Regions from separate parts of the Homo sapiens genome. Here region 2 is linked to region 1. A link is a loop called in an ENCODE intact Hi-C map of the cell type or tissue named here. Cell type or tissue: HCT116. All regions are shown on one strand. Each heading gives the region's core, and the rest is flanking DNA. Links, peaks and the distances in the headings are about the cores only.

Region 1 (11,590 bases), core at 2,203-10,202:
ATAAACCAGGACCCTAATTTGCATGGATTTCCTCGTTGGAACAACGTGTGACTACTACTTATCTTCGGGAAATTACTTATCTTGATGCGTTAAGGCACATTTGGTCCACATGAGAAAGCACATTTCAGTGCTTCTACTGGAAAAGAGATCTTTACAGTCTTAATTCCTAGTAATTCCTATGTTTTAATGAATATCTTTTGGATTTGAAATAAAAGCCATCTTTTTCTTTCAAAAAATGCACTTTTCTGGCCGTAAAATCCTCCCTTTAAAGTAACAGTCACCTCAGTAAACATTTTCAATTCTTGCTGTATGCTCTGGGCAAAAGAACATCAAACTGAAGCACTTATTCAGATCCTTGATCCTGCACCTAAGGATTTTTCTTTCAGGAGTGGGAAAACATGATTTGTTAATTTACCCCATCATATAGCAGAAGATATTTTGGTCGACATTTTTGCCTGTTCAGCATTCATTCCCTATTCTGATAATTTCTTTTGAAGAACTATCATTTATCCACTCTCAGTCCATATGGTCTGAGCAGGACACAAGGGGAAGGCATATTTGAGTTTAATCCTCGGTTGCAAACTACGGTTCCTAAGAAGGGTGTTACGTCTTTACCAATGGGTTTAAATCTGGGAGAATGGAGACCTGGAGCCATCTTTCCACACGTGAATTCTGAGAAAGAAGGCAACACGGAAAAAAAGCAGATTTGAAGACAGGTTTGGCCTAAAGACATGTTTGAGGCCTGGAAACAAATGTAGATTAGATTCCTCTGGAAATTTCGTTAAACCAGTCAGTAAATTCTTGCATCTGTTTTATTGCTTAAACCAGTGAGAGGTTTTCTTTCACATGTAATCAAGAGTCCCGACTGACAAGAGGTAGGTAGCAAGACGGAGGCAAAGTTATTAATACTGATAAGGTAGGTTGCAGCCAGACAAGAGAGGGCTTGAATGCTTTCCCTAGGATGGATTTTTGAATTTTATTCTAGAGACACTGATCCCTCCTTATATTCCCCATCATCTAGAACATATTATCTTCAAAATACCTTTGCCCTTTTTAATGATTTCATTGTCCTCTCAGTCACCAAGATCAAACCATGTCCATCTTTGACTCCTCCCTCTTTCACTGTATTTAATTATTTACCAAGACCTGTTGATAATCCCCCGTTTTTCTGCTCAGTCCTCTCTCACTGCTTGAACATTTCCCATGGTTCAGTTCACAGCTTCTCCTTTCTCCCACATTCTCTCCAAGAAAAGAAAAAATGTACTGGATATGTCTTTTTTTTGAGACAGATTTTTTGAGACAGAGTCTTGCTCTGTTGCCCAGCTGGAGTACAGTGGCATGATCTCAGCTCACTGAAACCTCTGCCTCCCGGGTTCAAGCAATTCTTGTGCCTCAGCCTTCCAAGTAGCTGTGATTACAGACTCCCACCACCACACCAGCTAATTTTTGTATTTTTAGTAGAGATGGGGTTCCACCATGTTGGCCAGGCTGGTCTTGAACTCCTGGCCTCAAGTGATCCACCCACCTCAGCCACCCAAAGTGCTGGGATTAACAGGCGCGAGCCACTGTACCCAGCCTGTATTGGATATTTCCAATAGCTTTTCCAACTTCCAGATCCCACATTTCCATAAAACAAAAATCCTGCCTCATAATTTCATAGCTCCTAAATTTATATTCCATAGCCTTAAACATAATTTCAGATATTCTGTTCACCCTTTCTTGTGAACCTTGCTATCATTTAAACTGAGTATTTCCAACTCCTCTGTCAACTGATTTCCCCCAGTTGGTAGGCAACGTATCATAGTGGTTAAGAGTACAAAATTAGGATCTTAACTGCCTGGATTTAAATCATAGCTTCACCACTAATATTCTGCATGACTTTAAGCAAGTTATTTCTCTGTTCTTTAATTTCGTCATCTTTAAAATGGGATAATTACAATCCTATCTCATAGCTTAACCGAGACAGTGTGTGTGTCTGTGTGTGTGTAATTTTATCTGGTACATAAGAAATCCCATAGAAATGTTGGCTATTCTTGTCAATGATGTTCCTTTTTGGGTAATTTTCATGTCTCTTTTGCTCTAATTCTTGCCCTAACTCCTATGTCCCATCAGTCACAAAGTCATATCTGTTCTTTCATAGTAACTCATCCATTCATTGACATTCCTAGTTTTACTACCATACTTTAAGGTGAATTGGAGAACAGGAAGCTTTAAGATATGCTTAATAGAGAATATAAGGTTAAGTATTTTTTTAAAGCTTGCATAGTTTATTCAGTTACTCATATTCTTTCTAATCCCTTTAAAATGGAACTACAAAACCCTGCCTCATAGTTGAGGTAGTATTATAGACTTTGTGGTCAAAACTCTTGGCTTAAATTCTGACTCATGCTGAGAGATAGTGAGCAAATCAAGTAATTCCTCTGAGCTTCAGGTACTTATCTGTAAAGTTACAAGACTAGGCATTTCAGAGAACTGTGATGATCAAAGGTAAATTAAACTGCTACATAAAGGCTAGGTGGTGACGATGGTGGTTGTAAATCTTTACAATTTCTTGTTGGAACCCTAAGAATAGTTGAAATGACTCACAGATTTTTAACTCCAGCCTTCACTTCTCCCTTGGGCTCTATACACACGTCTGTTTATCTACCTGATGTCTCTTCTTCTGTATCACAAATATCTTGGATGCTTCTTTCAATCTATTCTCCACAGAGCAGTCAAATTATTTTGAAAATATAAGTGAAGTCACATTATTTTCTTCTAAAACCCCTTTTGTCATTTCCCATTACATACAAATTCCTAATTATGGTCACAATAACCTGTTTGATCTGGCCCCTCCCTACCTCTCCAACCTCATGTCTTACCATTTTTTTCCTTTTCCTGTGACACTCCAACCCAGAAACTGCCTTTCATTTCTTTGCTAATTTATCTCTGCTCTCAGGCTTTCATGCATGCTGTGCCCTTGCCTGGACCCCTCCTACCTTTTCTCATGGCTGGCTCCTTCTCAACCATCACATCTCAAAGATCTAACTACCCTATTTAAGTAGGTCTCCCTCCAACACCCCACCTGCCCCCCCACCACCAATAATATCCAAAGTTATTCTCTTCTGTTGTGTCCAGTTTCCCCCATAATACTTAAGTTTAAATTATGTATATATTAGTTATATGTATATATGATATTTGTTTTCTTATTAACTATTTTCCCTACCACCACAAGATAAACTCCAGAAGGGCGAGAACCATGTGTTTTCTTTGCCACTATACGTGTAGCATCCATTTCAATACCTCAGGTGAGCTGGGTAGAGTGACACGTACATGTAGTTCCAGCTGAGCCGGGAGGATTGCTTGAGCCCAGGAGTTAAGGAACAGCCTGGGCAATGTAGCAAGACCCCATCACTAAAATAAATTAATTAAAATTTAAAAATAAAAACCAGGTTGGGTGTGGTACCTCAAGTCTGTAATCCCAGCACTTTGGGAGGCCAAGGCAGGCAGATCACTTGAGGTCAGGAGTTTGAGACCAGCCTGGCCAACATGGTGAAACCCTGTCTCTACTAAAAAATACAAAAAAATTCGCCAGGTGTGGTGGTGCATGTCTATAGTCTGAGGCTTAGGCAGGAAAATCACTTGAACCTGGGAGGCAGTATCTGCAGTGAGCCCAGTTCGTGCTGCTGCACTCCAGCCTGGGTGACAGAGCAAGAGTCAGTCGAGGCAGGATAATCACTTGAACCTGGGAGGCAGAGGCTGCAGTAAGCCCAGATCGTGCTGCTGCACTCCACCCTGGGTGACAGAGCAAGTCTGTCTCAAACAAACAAAACCACCAATGCCTGAGGTGAATGAATGATTTAATGAGTGAATGAAATGCCAGAAAGATGATTTTTAGAATCATCTTTGTCCCAAATTATGACTGTAGGCAGATTATTGTCAAGGGGTAGCCTTAGTAATGTGCATGAAAGTGTGTCCGGAATTTATTCCTTCCGGTGGGTTCCTGGTCTCACTGACTTCAAGAATGAAACCATGGACCCTTGCAGTGAGTGTTACAGCTCTTAAAGATGGTGTGTCTGGAGTTTGTTCCTTCAGATGTTCAGATGTGTCCAGAATTTCTTCCTTCCAGTGGGTTTGTGGTCTTGCTGACTTCAGGAGTGAAGCCGCAGACTTTTACAGTGAGTGTTACAGCTCTTAAAGGTGGTGTGTCCGCAGTTTGTTCCTCCTGGTGGGTTCATGGTCTCGCTCACTTCAGGAATGAAGCTGCAGACCCCCACAGTGAGTGTTACAGCTCATAAAGGTAGTGTGGACCCAAACAGTGAGCAGCAGCAAGAGTTATTGTTAAGAGTGAAAGAACAAACCTTCCGCAGTGTAGAAGGGGGGGCCGAGCAGGTTGCTGCTGCTGGATTGGGTGCCAGCTTTTATTCCCTTATTTGGCCCCGCCCACATCCTGCTGATTGGTCCATTTTACAGAGCACTGATTGGTCCATTTTACAGAATGCTGATTGGTCCATTTTACAGAGTGCTGATGGTGCGTTTACAATCCTTTAGACACAGAGTGCTTTAGACATAGAGTGCTGATTGGTGTGTTTACAATCCTTCTTAGCTAGACACAGAATGCTGATTGGTGCGTTTTTACAGAGTGCTGACTGGTGCATTTACAATCCTTTAGCTAGACACAGAGCGCTGATTAGTGCATTTACAATCCTTTAGCTAGACACAAAAATTCTCCAAGTCCCCACCCAACCCAGAAGCCCAGCTGGCTTCACCTCTCAAAAGTACAAAAGAGAAGCAAACTAAAATCAGTCAGTGAAATATGATGTGACTAATACCGTTCTAGTGATTGAATACTTGAGAACCAGCAAGAATATGTAACACTAATAGATACAGCTAATACTTGTAAAAAAGATGCTGACTGAAATCTAAAATAGGGTACAAGTGCATGAAGTACCTCAACTTCTAAACAGCTGCCAACATTTGGGGTCAGATACCCACTCCTTCACCCAAGGATAAAAGTTGGACAAAAAGGGATCTACCATAGCCAAAACCTCCAACTCTCTACCCTCAGACCACATAAGTTCAACACTTGGCAAGAGGAAAAACACCTGACAGAATCACTGAAGCCAGGTTCCTGGGGTGTACTATGGTTTTTCCTTTCCTTTTTATGCCTCACCCTATCCCAAGTGAACAAGACTCCAACAGAATCAGCTAGGTGACTATGAGGGAGGGAGAGTGGCATCTCATTCACTATCAAACTTGCTGATATTGCCTTGTACCTACATGAAACAGGAAAAGAGTTGGAGAAATAGCTGGCCAGGGAGTGGGCTGAAATAAAGCAATCTGCAACATCTACCATGTGGTATAGCAAGGATACCGAGGATGTGTAAGTTTCTCATGGGTCAATCGATGCTGCGTAGAAAATGCTGTCCAGGTTTGAACTATCTTGATCCTGAAGGGGGAAAGAAATTCTAGCAGCAAGAGGCTGGATTTACTTCTGGGAGAGGAAACTAAGAGAGTTAGCAGAGATAGAGCTAAGACTGCTCCATCGCCTGTGTTGATCGAGGGACTGTGCAGTTGGGAAGCTGTTTCAGAGTTTCTAGGAGAACTCAATGTGCCCCATTAAAGAGTGAACATTTGGATGCAGTATTCATTGTACAGTTAAGGAAAATTTATCCCTTTCATCCCTATTCTCTCTCCCAGTCCCCAACACTAGAGGGATAGGCCCTGAAAGTGTTACTGATAGAGGGTCTTGACTGCAAGGTGTCCAAGTTCTTTGCGTTTTGAACTAAGAATTGGACAAAACGCCCCGCAAAGAAAGAATAAAGCAACTAAAGAACGAAAGCAGGGATTTATTGAAAATGAAAGTACACTTCACAGTGTGGGAGCCGGCGTGAGTAGTGGCTCAGAATCTTCTCCGGTCCAAATACCCGCTAGAGGCTTCCCATTGGCCACTTCATTTCATGAAGTGGTGGCTTGCAATTGGTCTGAGTGGTTGCCAAAAGCAAGCAATCAGAGGCTAAGGTGAAGTTACAAAGTTGCAAACGAACTCTCAGCCAGCAAGCAGTGTGATTGGTTGCAGACAGCCAATTTCCCATCTGCCACGCACAGAAGGTGGGGGTTTGCAAAGTAGCCTCTGGTCCTTTTGTTACTTAGGCATGGCAAGTTAGGGTTTTCCTTTAAATCTGGCTCTAAGAAGTTGGAGTGAAACAGCCTTAGGTTCCCTGCCTCCAGACCTTATTCTCCTGCCTCAAAAGGAGAGGGAAAAACTGGTTAAAAACCCCACCTTTCATCTTCAGAGTTGCTTAAGTCACGAGTTCAGCCAGAGAATGTTTGCTTGGAACTGACACTGGAGTGTTCAACTAGACAGACTTAATAACCCACACTGTGGGATGGGTAAAAGAAGTTGCTCAGGTTGTCTTTAAAGGATTTGCTGTGTAGTGCTTCTCGAATTTTAATGTGCGTGTCACCTGGAGATCTCATTAAAATGAAAATTATGATTCAGTTAGTCTGGGATGGGGCCAGAGATTCTGCATTTCTAACAAGCTCCTTAGGAATGCTGCTGATTCTAGGACCACATTTACCACATTTTGACAAAAAAGGCACTATAGAGAAGGGAGATTCAATAGAGCACACTTGGCAAAAATAGACAAAAATATTAGGATAAAATATCAATTTTTATAGATCAAAAAATGACTGAATATTGGCAATTAAAAAAACTAACTTTGTACCCCATTGAATATTCATTCAGTAAAATGGGGAACAATATTACATATTAAATAATTTCTGCATATCCTGACAAATATTTTTACCCTAGTCAAATGAGAATGTATACATGAAGCACTGTATGGAAGTAGTAGTGACCTGTGTTGGTAGGCATCAATCAGTCCTTGCTAAAAGAATGTGTGTGTGCACTTTGCTAAAGAGCGGGGCTGAAATCACAAGCAGTCAGTTCTAACATGATATAATTTTATTATTTTTACAAATGTCAAAGTCTCCAGAACTGTTTGTGGGTAAAAACTTACTGCCACCTGGTGGATCTGAGTTAAGACAAAGGGAAATAGATATCTTTTTTAAGCTCTCCTAAATACTATTATTATTTCCTTTGTTCTTTTAACTTTAAAAAGAAAACAAATATGTATTTACTTTTTAAAAGACTACATTTGGGGGAATTTCTGCATTTGGTTTCAATTGGAGGGGAAAATAATGTATATGAATGTTATTTTGATAAATATGGTTATATGCATTAGATGTTATATGCATTATAGGCATTAGAGTTACATTGTAACTTTAGAAGATGGCTCTTCCTTTCATTTCCACGGCTGTTTTTATCCTGAATAGTAACTTATCCATCCATTTCTGGAAGGTTCAGGAATTGGATAAATAAAACTAGATAATTACCTGAAGTGTGTGTAATGCTGTAATAAAGACCACTGTGTGTGACCTCTCTGAACTTTCCTCCATCTAGTCCCAAGATGTATCTCAGAAGAATTTTCCTAATCCTTCCCAGAATTAGATCAATTGATTTCACCTGGTGAAATAAATTCTCATTACCTTACTCAAATGTGTATTTAACTTTCCTTCCACTTCATGATTCTCTGTAGCCTCTAAGATCCCTAAACCCCCACCAATAGCAAGAAAGAGCCTTTTCTTGACTCAATGTTCAACTGCCTCAATTCTCACCAATTTATTTTTGTAATCTAGGCATTTAAACCTAGTCTAGATTCTCTTACAAATATCAGTGAACATCCATAATGAGAATTATGGATCATGAATACAAACAAAGTAGAAAAAAATCTGTTACTGAACTATTATATGCTGGATTTACCAACCTTTCCTCTAAAAGTGATGTTCATTATTATGCCAAGACGAAACATCCTATAGGCCTTCTGCAGTGTACTAATGTATATTTTCTCATGATGAATTCTTCTGTGATTACTGTTAAAATATAAGTCATCCTACAATATATTTTTCTCACCTCTGCTCAGGATTTAGAAACTTACATGGTGTAGTGTTCTAATGATTCTATACTTTAACTATTAATGAGAATACTTAGTAATTTTCTAACTTAATAGTAACTACTCAGAACGATAATAATGAATAGAGATGTTTTTTATGTACTTTTCAGAATCTATTAATTGCATTATGCTATTAAGTGGTTAATGTTTTAATAGGTAAGGGATTCCAAAGAAAAAGCATTATGGCCATAAATTTAAAACTTTTTACTTAAGTCTCTAGATTTTAAAATGTGTTGACTTAAATAAAATTTCATGGTTTTCTTACATTGCTTTAATTTGTAGTTCTCTTTGGAAGTGAGTAAGCAAGAAAGGTCTTGTAACATTTGTGTTTTTGTCCAACATGTGTTAGAAAAAGGATAAACCACAGAAAAATACCAAAGGCTTAACACAAATTCTGTTTTTTTGTTTTGTTTTGTTTTGTTTTGAGATGGAGTTACGCTCTTGTTGCCCAGGCTAGAGTGCAATGACGTGATATCGGCTCACCACAACCTCTGCCTCCTGGGTTCAAGCGATTCTTCTGCCTCAGTCTCCCAAATAGCTGGGATTATAGGCACGTGCCAAGACACCCAGCTAATTTTTGTATTTTTAGTAGAGACGGGGGTTTCTCCATGTTGGTCAGGCTGGTCTTGAACTCCCGACCTCAGGTGATCTGCCCGCTTTGGCCTCCCAAAGTGCTGGGATTACAGGCGTGAGTCACGACGCCTGGCCGCCAAATACTATTTTTTTCAGAGGCAATGAATATTCTGAAATGCCTGGAAATTTTTAAAATGACATATATGCCATAATTCTAATATAAAAATGAAAATAAAATAAATCTATTTATGACTTTTCTGATCCCTAATATAAAAGCAGTCATAAGTAAAACATTCAGTACACATATACTAAAAGCTATTTATTGAATATTTCTCTCTATTTGGTATCATTATCACTGTTGGAGCTATCACTGTCATCATGAATAGAAGTGTTTCTAATTGAAGATACCATCATATCTACCATGTCTTTTCTGGGGTTTTCTTCCAAATCAGTCTGTATTGCTCCAACTTCTGCTAGCTTCCATTCAAGTTCTGTAATAAATAACCCATCATTCAGTTAAAAATCTTGAAAAAATGAATAATTTTTCATCTATATGAAACAAGAGTTGACTCTTAGTAATATTACCATGGAAATGATGATATATTTATTTATAGGTTTTTTTTTCTTTTTTGAGACAGAGTCTCCCTCTGTCACCCAGGCTAGAGTGCAGTGGCACAATCTTGGCTCACTGCAACCTCCACCTCCCAGGTTCAAGTGATTCTCATGCCTCAGCCTCCTGAGTAGCTGCAATTACAGGTGCACGCCACCACACCCAGCTAAGTTTTGTTATTTTTTTAAGTAGAGTCAGGGTTTCACCATGTTGGCCAGGCTGGTCTCGAACTCCTGACCTCAAGTGATCCCCCTACCTTGGCCTCCCAAAGTGCTGGGATTACAGGCGTGAGCCACCACGCCCAGCCTGATGATATCTTTAGAACCGGGTGACAGTAAAAGTGCTACAATATCAAAATACACATTGGATACAGCAAAGTTATACTGAAAGGGAGAAATTATGGTTAAACTGGGTCTTAGTCTGTTTTGTGATAACAGAATACCTGTGACTTGAGTAATTTATAAAGAACAGAGATTTATTTCTTATACTTCCGGAGGCTGGGAAGTACATGGTTGAGGGGCCTGCATCAGGTGAGGGCCTTCTTGCTGAAGTTATCCCATGGCAGAATTCAAGTGAGTTAGAGAAGGTGAGTGAGAGAGAGCAAGACAGGGCTGAACTCACTTTTAAAACAAACCCATTCTCATGACAACAACTCCATTTCTGCAATAATGACATTAATCCATTCATGAGGGCAGAGACCTCATGACCTAATCACCTCTTAAGGTCCCACTTCTCAACACTGTTTTACTGGGGATTACTAATTTTGGGGGACACATTCAAATCATACCATTCCACCCCAGCCCCCAAAATTCATGTCCTCTCACATGCAAAAGACATACATTCTATCCCAGTAGCCCCCAAAGTCTCAACTTGTTCCAACATCAACTCAAAGGTCCAGAGTCTCATCTAAATCAGATATAGGTAAGACTCAAGACACAATTTATACTGAGGCACATTTCCCTCCAGCTGTGAGCCTATAAAATTAAACAAGTTGGCCGAGCGTGGTGGCTCACACCTGTAATCGCAGCACTTCGAAAGGCTGAGGAGGGCGGATCACCTGAGGTAAGGAGTTCAAGACCAGCCTGGCCAACATTGTGAAACTCCATCTCTACTAAAAATACAAAAAAAAAAAAAAAAAAAATTAGCTGGGCGTGGTGGCAGGCACCTGTAATCCCAGCTACTCAGGAGGCTGAGGCAGGAGAATCGCTTGAACCCAGGAGGCAGAGGTTGTAGTGGGCCGAGATCGAGATCGCGCCATTGCACTCCAGTTGGGCAACAGTGCAAGACTCCGTCTCAAAAAAAAAAAAAAAAGAATGAAGTGAAATTTTAATAAATGGTGTTGAAACAATTGCATTTTCTTACAGAAAAAAAGTAGACACATTCCTGATATGGTTTGGCTATGTCCTCACCCTAATCTCACCTTGAACAATAGTTCTTATAATCCCCACGTGTTGTGGGTGGGAGGTAATTGAATTATGGGGGTTGTTACCTCCATGCTGTTCTCTTGATACTGAGTGAGTTCTCATAAGATCTGATGGTTTTATAAGGGGCTTTTTCCCCACTTCACTTAGCTCTCATTCTTCTCCTTCCTGCTGCCATGTGAAGAAGAACACGTTTGCTTCCCATTCTGCCATGATTGTAAGTTTGCTGAAGCCTCCCCAGCCATGCTGAACTGTGAGTCAATTAAACCTCTTTCCTTTATAAATTACCCAGTCTCAGGTATGTCTTTATTAGCAGCGTGAAAATAGACTAATACAATACCTTACATCAAATGATACACAAAAGCCCAATGTTATTCAAGACCTAAGCTCAAAAATGAAACTTTAAAACTCTTAGAAGAAAGTATAGGAGAATATATTTTTCACCTTGGGAATACAGAAAGCTTTTCAAAAGAAAGCACGAAACATGCAAAGTAAAGAAAAAGATTAATAATTTTCACTATGCCAAATCATAACTTTTATCTGACAATTGAAATGATAAGCCATAACTGGTGAGAATATATTAGTAATACTATAAAAATAGTATCCAGAACTTTACATACACATTCATGCACACATACCCACTCTTATAAATCAATGAAACAACATATGCACACACACGCACTCTTATAAATCAATGAAAAAACACAAATGACAAAATGGACAAAGTATATAAACAGGAGAGGAAATCAGAATGACCAATGCATATGAAAAAATCCATAACCTCACTTGTAATCAGGGAAATCCACATTTAAACAATGAAATGATACCAACTTCATATCCATCAGATTGACCAAAAAACCAATAGTCTAAAATTAACAAGAACTGGTGAAGATGTGGGTATATCTTCAAACACCGATGGAAGGATAAATTGATACTTTCATTTACAGAGCAATCTATCAACTATCAAGTGAAGTTGAAAATGTGTATACCTT
Region 2 (11,590 bases), core at 2,110-10,109, 380 kb before region 1:
AGACTGCAGATAAAGTGCAGTATGTGGTCAGGGGTGTACCGTTTCTCCAGGTACAGTCTGTTATGGCTTCCCTTGACTAGGAAAGGGAAATCCCCCAACCCCTTGTGCTTCCCAGGTGAGGTGACGCCCCACCCTGCTTCAGCTCACCTTCCGTGGGCTGCACCCACTGTCCAACCAGTCCCAGTGAGTCGGTACCTCAGCTGGAAATGCAGAAATCACCCATCTTCTGTGTCGATCTCGCTGGGAGCTGCAGACCAGAGCTGTTCCTATTTGGCCACCTTGGAAGTGACCCCGAGTTTTGGCTTTTCTAGGTATAGATGGAATCATACATACATAGACTTTTGTGTTTGAGTTCCATTGCACATAGTTTTTTTTGTTTTGTTTTTTGTTTTTTGTTTTTAAGATACAGTCTCACTGTGTTGCTCAAGCTGGAGTACAATGGCACGATCTTGGCTCACTGCAACCTCTTCCTCCTGGGTTCAAATGATTCTCGTGCCTCAGCCTCCTGAGTAGCTGGGAATATAGGTGAGTGCCACCACACCCAGCCACTGCACACAGCTTTTGAGTCATCGATGTCATTATGTGTATTTATGCTTTGTTCCTTTTAATTGCTGAGTAGTACGACATCACATGAATATACCACAATTTGTTTTTCCATTCATGAGTTCATAAACATTCGAGTTGTTTTCATTTTTTTGCTCTGAATATTCACGTACATGGCTTTTGTGTGGGCATGTTTTCATTTCTTTGGGATAAACAGCTAGAAGTGGGATTGGTGGGTCATATGTTAAGTGTCTGTTTAATTTTATAGTAAACTGCTAATGTTTTCCAAAGTGGCTGTACCATTTCACATTTGCGTATATCTCATTATAACTATTTTTAAAAAGGAAAAACTGGCCAGGCGCACTGGCTCATGCCTGTAATCCCAGCACTTTGGGAGGCTGAGGCAGGTGGATCACAAGGTCAGGGGATCGAGATCATCCTGGCTAACACAGTGAAACCCTGTCTCTACTAAAAATACAAAAAAAAAAAAAAATTAGCCGGGCGTGGTGGCAGGTGCCTGTAGTCCCAGCTATGCAGGAGGCTGAGGCAGGAGAATGGCGTGAACCTGGGAGGTGGTGCGGTGAGCCGAGGTGCAGTGAGCCGAGGTGCAGTGACCTCAGTGCAGTGAGATGAGATCACACCACTGCACTCCAGCCTGGGCAACTGAGCGAGACTCTGTCTCAAAAAATAAATAAATAAATAAAAATAAAAAGGAAAAACTGGGGGCCAGGTGCAGTGGCTTATACCTGTAATCCTAGCACTTTGGAAGGCCAAGGAGGATGTATCGATTGAGCTCAGGAATTTAAGACCAGCATGGGAAACATGGTGAAACCCTGTCTCTATAAAAAATACAAAAGAATTAGCCGGACATGGTGGCACCCAGCCTGTGGTCCCAGCTATTCGGGAGGCTGAAGTGGGAGGATCACTTGAGCCCAGGAGGTGAAGGTTGCAGTGAGCAGAGATCACGCCACTATACTCCAGCATGGGTGATGGAGTGAGACCCTGTCTCAAGAAAAAAAAAAAACAGCAAATTTCATCCCATTTGAATAAAGTAGATGTAAATATAATTGCACAGCTAAGGAAAGAAATGGGGGTCGGGCACGGTGGCTCACGCCTATAATCCCAGCACTTTGGGAGGCCAAGGCGGGTGGATCACAAGGTCAGGAGTTCGAGACCAGCCTGACCAACATGGTGAAACCCCATCTCTACTAGAAATACAAAAATTAGACAGGCGTGAAGGTGCGCACCTGTAATCCCAGATACTCAGGAGGCTGAGGCAGGAGAATCGCTTGAACCCGGGAGGCGGAGGTTGCAGTGAGCCGAGATCATGCCATTGCCTTCCAGGCTGGGTGACAAAGCGAGACTCCATCTCAAAAAAAAAAAAAAAAAAAAAAAGAAATGAGAATAATACACACCTTTTTTTTTTTTAATAGCAGTTACCTCTGCAGCGTGGCATGAGAGGGACCAACAGAGGCACTCTTCTCATATTTGTCTAAGTGGCTAGAGTTATGAATCTTTTTCTTCTCATCTTTAAGTGATTTTCAAATAAATTAAAACATTAATTTTACTTGAATCTGACACTGTATTGGAAAGGGACTTCCTTCTTTCCTAGGGCCCCCTACAAAACAGATGTTGAGGCTCCAAGTCCCCTGAAGAGTCTGGAGAGACATTACTGGTGCTGCAGAAGGACTTTTCAACATTCCACAAAGCCTAGGAGAAATGATGGGTTTGCTGGTAATAAGGCTGCTTAGAAGAGCTAAGACAACTTGTGTTCCACTTGTAGCTAGAATTACATCAATTCAGTGTGGTAACCTTGAGTACCTCAGGCTGATAAGACATTCAGAAGAGTAGTTTTATTTTTCTACAAATTATGATTAATAATTTTTAAAGAAAGAAAACAACTCTTGGCTTAATAATTGTGCTTTGGCGTACAAAGCCTTTCAAAACACAAACACAGCATTCAGTGGATTAATAAAACGGGGACCAACAGGTCAACAAGTGGTCACTGTCTGGTGGTAGTGCTGCCATTTTTAAGCTTTCAAAAACCCCTAGGATGTTCCCTTTATCAAAGGAAATGAAGGCAACTCCTCTTGGCTGTTCCTGCCTGATACTACAAACTTTTTAAAGGCTTCAAGTCAGGTAGCAGTTTTTGCCAATTAATGACTTGATAATCTCCAGGTCTAATGTAACCTTGCCATGATCTCTCTTTTATTTTCACCAGATAGAGAGTAATAAATAATACATGTAACCTAACCTATTGGCTTTGTCCACTCTCATAAGTAATCCTGGCTCCTTCTCCCTGCTGCGGCCCCTGGTCTTGGCCCCTGCCTATTCAGCCCAGCATGTCTGAACATTTAGTCATCTCTTCAGAGCCACACTTCCAGGAAAAGGCTATTGTTCCTGCATTTCCTGATCGCTTACTTCCTGTCATTTTTTTCAAAAGAGAATCAAAACTGTTCTAAAATCACACAAAGGTTCTTCTCTACTTCACAGTTGTAGTTTATTATATTGTCATCATTTACTTGATTTGGGGGCCATTTAAATACACCATGACCTGCCTGACCTGATCAGCAGTGTCCCTGAGTCACAGGTAGTTTCTACATGAGCCCCAGTATGAACACTGCCTTGTTTTCAATCACACGTGCATGCAGCTTAAACTTGTTTTTCTCCAAGACCTCAAAGAAATTTCTAATAGTACCCACATTATTGACTTTACACCAATGACCCATCTGATGAAGAAAAAGATCAGGGACAGAGAGGGCGAGCATCTTCCTAAGCTGGGGAGGAAGTGGCAGGCAATGAAGACATGGAAATGTCTCCTCTCTGCTCCAGCCCTTCCTCAACTCACACAAAGAAAAGAACTGATCAAAATGAGTTTTGCTGCCCAGAAGAGACTGAGTCGCTAGAAGGGAGAAAATGACAGGGAGGGAGCTCAGGAAATAAAAAACCTGGGTTTTGACTGGCACACACATGTACAATACACATACAGGTGTGTATATACATGCACACACATACATACACATGCACATACATACATACATACACACCACACACACATACATATTTAAGAGCTTCCTTTGTGCCAGGCACTGTGCTAAGTATTTATATACAATATCCTGATTAATTTTGACACCTTCCCATGGGGTAGGTACCTTTATTCTCCACATATTACATGTCAATATTACATATGAATGAACTCATCCAAGTTCACACAGCTAGTACAACAGCTGAGCCACAGTTAACTCATGCTTTATCTAACAGCAAAGTTGTATAACTCACCCCTCTATTTGCTAGCTGTGTGATTTCTGATGAGTCACTTAACTGTTCTGAAGTTCAGTGTCCTCATCTATAAAACGGCAGTAACAAAGCCTACAAAATCTGCTTCCATATTGTGTTGAGAATTAAATGAATTTATGTGTATATTTACCACACACAAAGATATATTTCTCTTCTTTACCTCAGTTTTGGTTGGCTTTTGGTAAAATGCTTATTATGACTGGGTTATTGTAAAAATTAAAAGAGGAAACATGAAAACACTTTGGAAACCATAATTAATCATTGTTATTCTCAGATATGGTTTTTCTTTTTTGTGTGTGTGGTTATTTTGTGTGTGTGTGTGTGTGTGTGTGTGTGTGTGTGTGTGTGTGTGTGTGATGGAGTCTTACTCTGTTGCCCACACTGGGGTGCAGTGGCGCAATCTCAGCTCACTGCAACCTCCCCTCCTGGGTTCAAGTGATTCTCCTGCCTTAGCCTCCCAAGTAGCTGTGATTACAGGCACCTGCCACCCGCCCATCTAATTTTTGTATTTTTAGTAGAGACAGGGTTTCACCATGTTGGCCAGACTGGACTCAATCTCTCGACCTCAAGTGATCCACCCACCTCAGCCTCCCAAAGTGCTGGAATTACAGGCGTGAGCCACCACACCCAGCCTCAGATATGTGTTAAACAAAGATATATGACCAGGTAGTCTAGATTAACTATATATCATAATTTACCAGTTGTCAGATGGGCAAAGATAAAAATGTTTGAGAATATACTGTGTTAGAAAATGGAAGGGAAATGAGAACACTCATACATTGCTTATGGGTGTGTAAATTGTCACATCCTCTAAGGAGAGAAACTGGATTACATTTCTCAAGGTTAACCATGTAAATAATTTTTTTTTTAAATGGAATCTCGCTCTGTGGCCAGGCTGGAGTGCAGTGGTGCAATATCGGCTCACTGCAACCTCCAATTCCCTGGTCCAAGCGATTCTCCTACCTCAGCCTCCTGAGTAGCTGGGATTACAGGCACGAGCCACCACGGCCAGCTGATTTTTGCATTTTTAGTAGAGCCGGGGTTTCACCATGTTGGCCAGGATGGTCTCCAGCTCCTGACCTCATGATCCACCCACCTTGGCCTCCCAAAGTGCTGGGATTATAGGCATAAGCCCCCACACCCAGCCATAAATATTCTTTGACCCAGTTTTTCCAACTCCTTAAGTGTGAAAAAGACAAGTTTATTTATTATAGTATCGTGTAAAAATTTGGACGGAAAAGTTGGAAACAATCTGAAGGTCCAGCAACAAGAGCTGCTTCTATAAATGAAGTTTTTTACAACAAAATACCATAAATCACTACTTTTAAAAATCTCTTTATGTAGTGATGTAACACAATTGCCAAGACACATTGCTAAGTGGAAAAAAGGGTGCAGAACAGCGTTTCTATTATGCTATGGCACATGCCTGCGTTGCTCACGCACACACACACTCCCCTGTGTATGTGTATTCTTATTTATGTATAGACCAGGACTGTGTGATAGAAATATAATGCAAGCAACAAATGTAAGCCACATGTGTAATTTTAAATGCCCTAGTAGCACAAAGAAATTAAACAGATAAAATGCATTTAATGATATCCAAACTATTATCAACATGTCAACATGCAATCAATATAAGAATTATTTATGAGATGTTTTACATTCTTTCTTTCATAAGACTTTAATACGGTATGCGTTTTACACTTGTAGCACATCTCAATTCAGATTAGCCACATTTCAAGTGTTGTATGGCTACACACAAGTCAGCACACATGGCCACAGCTACCTTATTGGACGTTAAAGGCATAGTCGTCTCCACAAGAAAATGGTAACAGCAGTCACCTCTGGAGAGAAGAACCTCTCTGGATACCTGGGTAAGAGGAAGAACTGCTCTTCATTCTATGCCTTTTTGAGCTTTTCAAATTTCATGCCTTGTGCATTGCCTTTTCTGAATAAAATGAGTAAAACAGTTTTACAGCAATTCTTTACAGTAACTTCTTATTCACTCTGCCATACAAATAGGGACGGATGATTCATACAATGTGAGGACAATTATCAGCAACCAATGACTCTTTCTTACTCCCTGGAGTCTTGTCATTGCTTAGTAATTTAAGGAATCCGTCTCAGGGACAAGCAACAGTTTGCCACTGAGAGAATGGAGTCAGGTTGGGGACACATTCCCAAACTGGAAATTCATCAAATTAGAAACAGGGTTTTGTAACTAATTTATAGCTGAGAAAATGAAATACGAAAGGATCCTAGCTGGTGGGGATCCTCTCACACATCCCTACCATGAGCTCAGAGAAGCCTCCATGTCAGGACACAGCCGGAAACTGCAGGGGGCACGTGAAGGCAAAGACAGGAAGAAGAGGACAGGAAGGAGAGGTGAGGAAAGAGGAGGTTTCCATAAACAGGAAACCACCAGGTGGCCTTTTCACCTCTTAAATCTTGAGGGAGACAAGCGGAGAACCCCACTCCCAACCAAGAGAGAGGACCTACCGTTTCCCAATCAGCGGAATGTGGAAATGCTCAACAGGACTGAAGTGAGGTTAAACTCTCTTCCTCTAATTCTTCCCCGAGTGGCAAGGTGGGTTATCAGGAGGGAGAAAGAGCAGGGTGGATGGGTGGGTTGATGGGAAGGGACATGGGATGCATCCGTGGGATTTCACAGATGCTGGCAGGACATAGGATGGAGTGGGGCAGTAGTCAAGGCAAGAGCTGTGGCTGTGTAGAAATATCAGCGATCAGGACACTCATCAAGGCATTGTTCATGACCTGATCACACTGAAGACTGCCTCGATGCTTTCATTTGGAGGGTATTTGTGATGTAATTCAGGGTTAAAAGCAAATTTTAAAACAATAGGACACTGTAATTTCACTCGTAGAAATAAACACACACACACATATAACACCTACAGTCACATGACTGGACAGATATTTATTAAAACAAAAAGGGAAGTGATGGGACTAGAGATGTTTGCTGATTTTCCTTTTAGCTTACCTGTATTTTCCAGAGTTTTCACCAGTGAGCTCATATTCATTAGCAATAATGTGGAGGGGGTCACAGATTTCTCTCACAACCGTTGGACATACAGAAAAGAGGGAGTTTCCTTATTTGAACTGTAACTAACCCATTCTTCTTTACAATCCCCAGTTGTCAGAGGAGAAACATTAAGTTTTCATCCTGTCTACTTTAAAATATAGCTCAATCCAGTACACAAAATAGTCCATCTAGAATATGCACTGTCTGGTTTCACAGCCGCTAATGCCTCTTTAATTTTAAATGTGAACACTTAAAATTTAATTCCCCACACACTTATCCTATTTGACTTCCCTTTTATTTCTTAAAATAATTATCAAAAAAATGAGGTTTATTTTCACTGCTCTTTACTCAGAAATAGTTTAGCTCTCTTCCTAGATGTCCTTAGAAGTCGAATAATTAGAAGTTGATTTTTAACTTATATGTGTTCTATGATTTTTAAAATGTAAAAATAGATATACAAGGGAATTGTGACTCAGAGAATATACAAATAACTGTGTTAGCATGTAAGGATTAGGAGGGGTACTGTTTTTCTATTTTAAATTCTCTTTTAATGTTATTATATTATTTTTACAATTAAAAATGTTTAAAATAAAAAATAATAATAATTCCTATCACTGGGTACAGGTCTAGCGTTTCATAGCTACACACTACTCATGGCTACATATTATATATTCAGAATGTTTTTATCATCCCAGAATGCCCTATTGGATACAGCTGCTCCAAACAGTGCTGGATCTCAGATTTCTCCACCATCACCCTTGGCTGACTAGGTCTGGGTAAGGTCTGGATGTGTGGAGAATGAGTGTAGCTCCCCTTCCTCCCTTCCTTCTGGCTTTGGTGGGCAGGAACCCTGTGGTCTGGTGCTAGTCTTTAGTGAGGCCGGATGCCTCGACCTTGGAGCCCTTCCGTGGTCTTTGCTACCATACAAATATCCCTGTCTCAACTTCCTGGCTTCAGGGGTCTTACAGAGGCCCAGTCTGTATGTGTCCCATTGACATAGCTCCCTAGTCTCCTTAAGAAGGCCTGGGGCTTGCAGAAGGAAGTGAGCCAGGCTTGCTCACCTGACCACCTTCTGGGACCTACGCAATAGTCTGGGCCTGTGGGCTTCTCTGGACTCCCTGTCACCCCAGCCTCAGCATCTCCAGACACTGGGAACTCTATTCCCCCAGAAGCCTACCACAACCACGTCTGATTACATCTGCATACTACCACATTTTTCCCGAGTCTGATGCATTGAGGGACTCTAAAGAGACTACAATTTTCCCAGGCTGTGCCCAAGAAGTAGGGGCAAGGCCCCAGCCCTCAGACCCCCTGAGACTTCTCTGGCTGGTGGTGCGCATCTCCTCTTCCAGAAGTTTCAACGCAGTGGGGGACAGGCCCAGGTGCCCGCTTCTCACCTCTCTCCCTCTCCTTTTCTCTTAACTACTTTTCTTCTTCCCATAGCTCCTCAGAGATGAAACAGGATGGGATATTCATTGACTATTCAGTGTCATAACGGCAGAGCAACAAGACTGGTAACCAGGCTTTCTCATCCCTAGTTGAAAAAGCAAGGCCTTTTCCTTTGTGTATTTTAGAGGGAAATCAAGGAATTTTTAAAATTCCTCCTCAAAACAATGGCTGGCTTGTAAGGCCATTGTCTTCCCACAGAATGCGGTTTTATTTTCAGTGGAGGCGGGGATTATTACTTGCACCTTTGTCTTTGCATTCTATATGTAAGATTTCTAATCTCCACATCCTCCACTTGTGTTTTCCCACCCCACCCATGCAGGCAGAGGGAAGCCCTGGTCCCACGAAGGCACAAATCATTTCCTCAAAAAGATTAACCAGAAACAGCACATGAGCAAGTTTCAAATCGTCACACCCATTACAATAAGGAAGACACAATTTTCATTTTTACATTTTTTATGACAGCTGTTGGCTCAGGCTAATCAGAAACTATCTTTAGAGAGGAGGTATTTCCCAAGGTCACATGTTTTAATATAATTAGCGTGAGATCAAATGGATGTTAAGGAGTTGGCATCCAAAATCTCCACCACACTACTGGCCTTGTGACCAAAAAAATCCAAATTCCAAAACACTTTTGGTCCGAACACTTTCAGATAAGGGATACTCAGCCCTTAGTGACTCAGGAAATAACCCATGATAATAATATTACTATACTACTACTTACCAATAACAATGACAACATAAACAGAAGAAGTCTTAAATCAGAGGATAACAGTAATAGTAATAGCCTAGTTTTTGTTTCTAGGCCAAGGATTATGGTTTAAAATGGACATAAGCAGTACCATTAAGTGGTTTTATTTCATAGAATCTCTAAATGCAGTAGAATCACAGGGCTGACAGAAGCCTTAGAGACCACTTCCCCAACTCCCCATGCAACATTCATATGTCCTGACAGCAGTAACAAGCTCTTCTCCAAACTCTGCTTGAATATCTCCACAGAAGAGAAGCTCACCACTCCCACAGGTGATTTTTTTTCTTCTGAGTTCTGATGGTTCTAATTCTCTTCCTTACATTACGTATTACTTTCTCTCATTATAACTTTTTCCCATTTATTCATTTTTTAAAAAGTTGTTCATGACTAATCAAACACAGCAGTTTGTAAAGCATTACAAAGGTTTATAAAGTAAAAATTAAGGTTCCCCCACTACGTCCCACCAGATTCTATTCCCCAGAGGTGATCAGATTCTTTATACAATTAATTTTTTGTTTTTTTGTTTTTTGTTTTTTGTTTTTTTGGGACAGAGTCTCGCTCTTTCGCCCAGGCTGGAGTGCAGTGGCGTAATCTCGGCTCACTGCAACCTCCACCTCCTGGGTTCAAGTGAGCATGTCCGGCTAATTTTTGTATTTTTAGTAGAGATGGAGTTTCACCATGTTGGCCAGGCTGGTCTCGAGCTCCTGACCTCAAGTGATCCACCCACTTCGGCCTCTCAAAGTGCTGAGATTACAGACATGAGCCACCGCGCCCAGCCAGATACTTTATATACTTCTGACAACAGGGCTTGTTTCCTTTAGTATTGCATTGTAGACATAGTTCCATATCCTAGATTGATAGCTCTGAACGGACAGGCTACAATTCATCTAACACATTCCCCATAGGTAGGTCTCCAACTGGCCCCAGTTTGGCCTTTTAGTGTCACTTGGAAGAGTCTTAGTTTTTAAAACATTTAAAGTCAGCTATCATGTCGTCACTGAACTTTCTCCAGGCCAAACATCCTGCGTTCCTAACATCATTTCTCATATGATGTGGTTCTAGATTCCTCCATATATGCTGCACTTTTTCTGGGTCCCCAGACTCCAACAGCAGGTTCCAAGGCAGCAGCTTTGGCCATTGCAGAATGAGAGAGGCCGTGCCTCAGTTTCTGCCGGAAGACCTAAGGGACTGCTCATTTGCCAGGCAGCTGGGTTCCCTCATCATTTGCAGTTGGGTGACCAAATCATTTCTTTTCTAAACCTCAACACTTTTGAGAGTGGGAGGTATACAAGTTGAATGGGACATGGAGAACCCAGGACCTTCCAGGGTGAAATAGCCATTTTTCATGCAAAAGTTGAAGTCAGTTAAAACTTGAAGGAGTTTCTTTTTTACACCAACTGCTTTTAAACTAAGCTCTCAGGTTAGTTTAGCAACATACTCAATAGAGGCAAAAATGGCCTAATTTGAAGGTAGATTTGGTTTTTGAAAACAGTCAATCTTTATCACATAGAGGAAACATGAGAGACCAACTGCTCTAGCTTCCTTTATGGTGAAGAACAAGACCCAGAGAGGTAAAGGGTCATGGTTTAAGGTAATTCCATTGATTAGTGACATCTTTATTTAAGAGGGGAAAAAAGGTATTGAAGATATAGAACCAAAATTCAAACCAGCAGCTATGTGTATGATGTGCCTGTCACAATGCTAGGGTTTTTAAACATATTTTTATTAAATCAGTATTAATTGAGCACTTACTATATGCAAGCCACTGTGTAATATGCTTGGGAGGAAATCCCTGTCCTCAAACAGTTCACCAATGTCTTCACTCATGTAACCTATCAATAAACCAGCAGGGTCAATATTCACATTTCATTTTGGGATATATGTGAATGGATAGGAGGAAGGCACATGCATAAGAAGAAATGGAGACTCAGAAAAATGAACTTATTTGCCGAAAGTCACAAAACAAGTAAGTGGGAGAGCAGAATTCTGACTCCCTGCCTTACACTAGAAATCACACCACAGTCTGCTCCGTGCTAGCATCGAGTTTGGCCTTGGGAAACCTGGTGGAGCCTCAGGATTGCACCTTGATTGGTGCATGGGGTCTGTGAGTCACAGCAGAGGGGGTGGTGACCTCTATAAACTCTTGCTACCAATGACTACACCCCTCACAGAGGGATTGTCTACTAGTGAGAAAAACCATAGTCTGCTTTAGATTCCTGATGTTATTGTAAGTAGGGAAGACCATTACACACTGTACAAAGACATGTTTAACATAACAACAGCCAGCATTTGTAAAGGATCTTTGCAGATTTCTAAGTGTTTTCACATGCCTCATCGCGTTGAATCTTTACTACCCTAACAGATGTGCAGCCATCATTTTCCCCTACAGACCAGCCAGCGAGGCTGGAGGGTGAGGCAACCTGCCCAAAATTCCAGAAGTCGTGGACAAGAGCCAGTATACCAACCCAGGCCTTTTTCTCTATTGTAATTAATTAACTATCTCCAGCTAT

Evidence for each region. A loop is a pair of places that touch in the nucleus more often than their neighbours do. Peaks named below come from ENCODE experiments on the same cell type or tissue, not always from the same donor. Only the 100,000 strongest peaks of a DNase experiment are listed, where the experiment ranks them.
Region 2: it touches region 1 in a loop (7-fold over the local background); 11 of 110 quality-filtered maps call a loop at or near these places.

The regions. Positions count from the first base shown.
Region 1 is chr4:55,547,654-55,559,243 of GRCh38, forward strand. PDCL2 (phosducin like 2) reads right to left here. Exons shown (of 6, transcript NM_152401.3): 6 at 8,866-9,058. The coding sequence ends at 8,904. It overlaps LOC124900704 (a long non-coding RNA gene), which reads left to right. Exons shown (of 2, transcript XR_007058122.1): 2 at 1-236. Among named protein-coding and RNA genes, the nearest start is that of CLOCK, 6.5 kb to the left of the region's middle. In HCT116, for the core only: a CTCF peak has its summit at 7,006 (motif pointing left); DNase peaks (open chromatin) are centred at 2,438, 3,180 and 6,988; H3K4me3 peaks cover 556 bases; H3K27ac peaks cover 1,973 bases.
Region 2 is chr4:55,169,953-55,181,542 of GRCh38, forward strand. No RefSeq gene overlaps it. Among named protein-coding and RNA genes, the nearest start is that of KDR, 50 kb to the left of the region's middle. RefSeq lists enhancers at 1-608, 5,543-6,742. In HCT116, for the core only: a CTCF peak has its summit at 6,267; DNase peaks (open chromatin) are centred at 5,939 and 6,169; H3K4me3 peaks cover 3,390 bases; H3K27ac peaks cover 1,322 bases.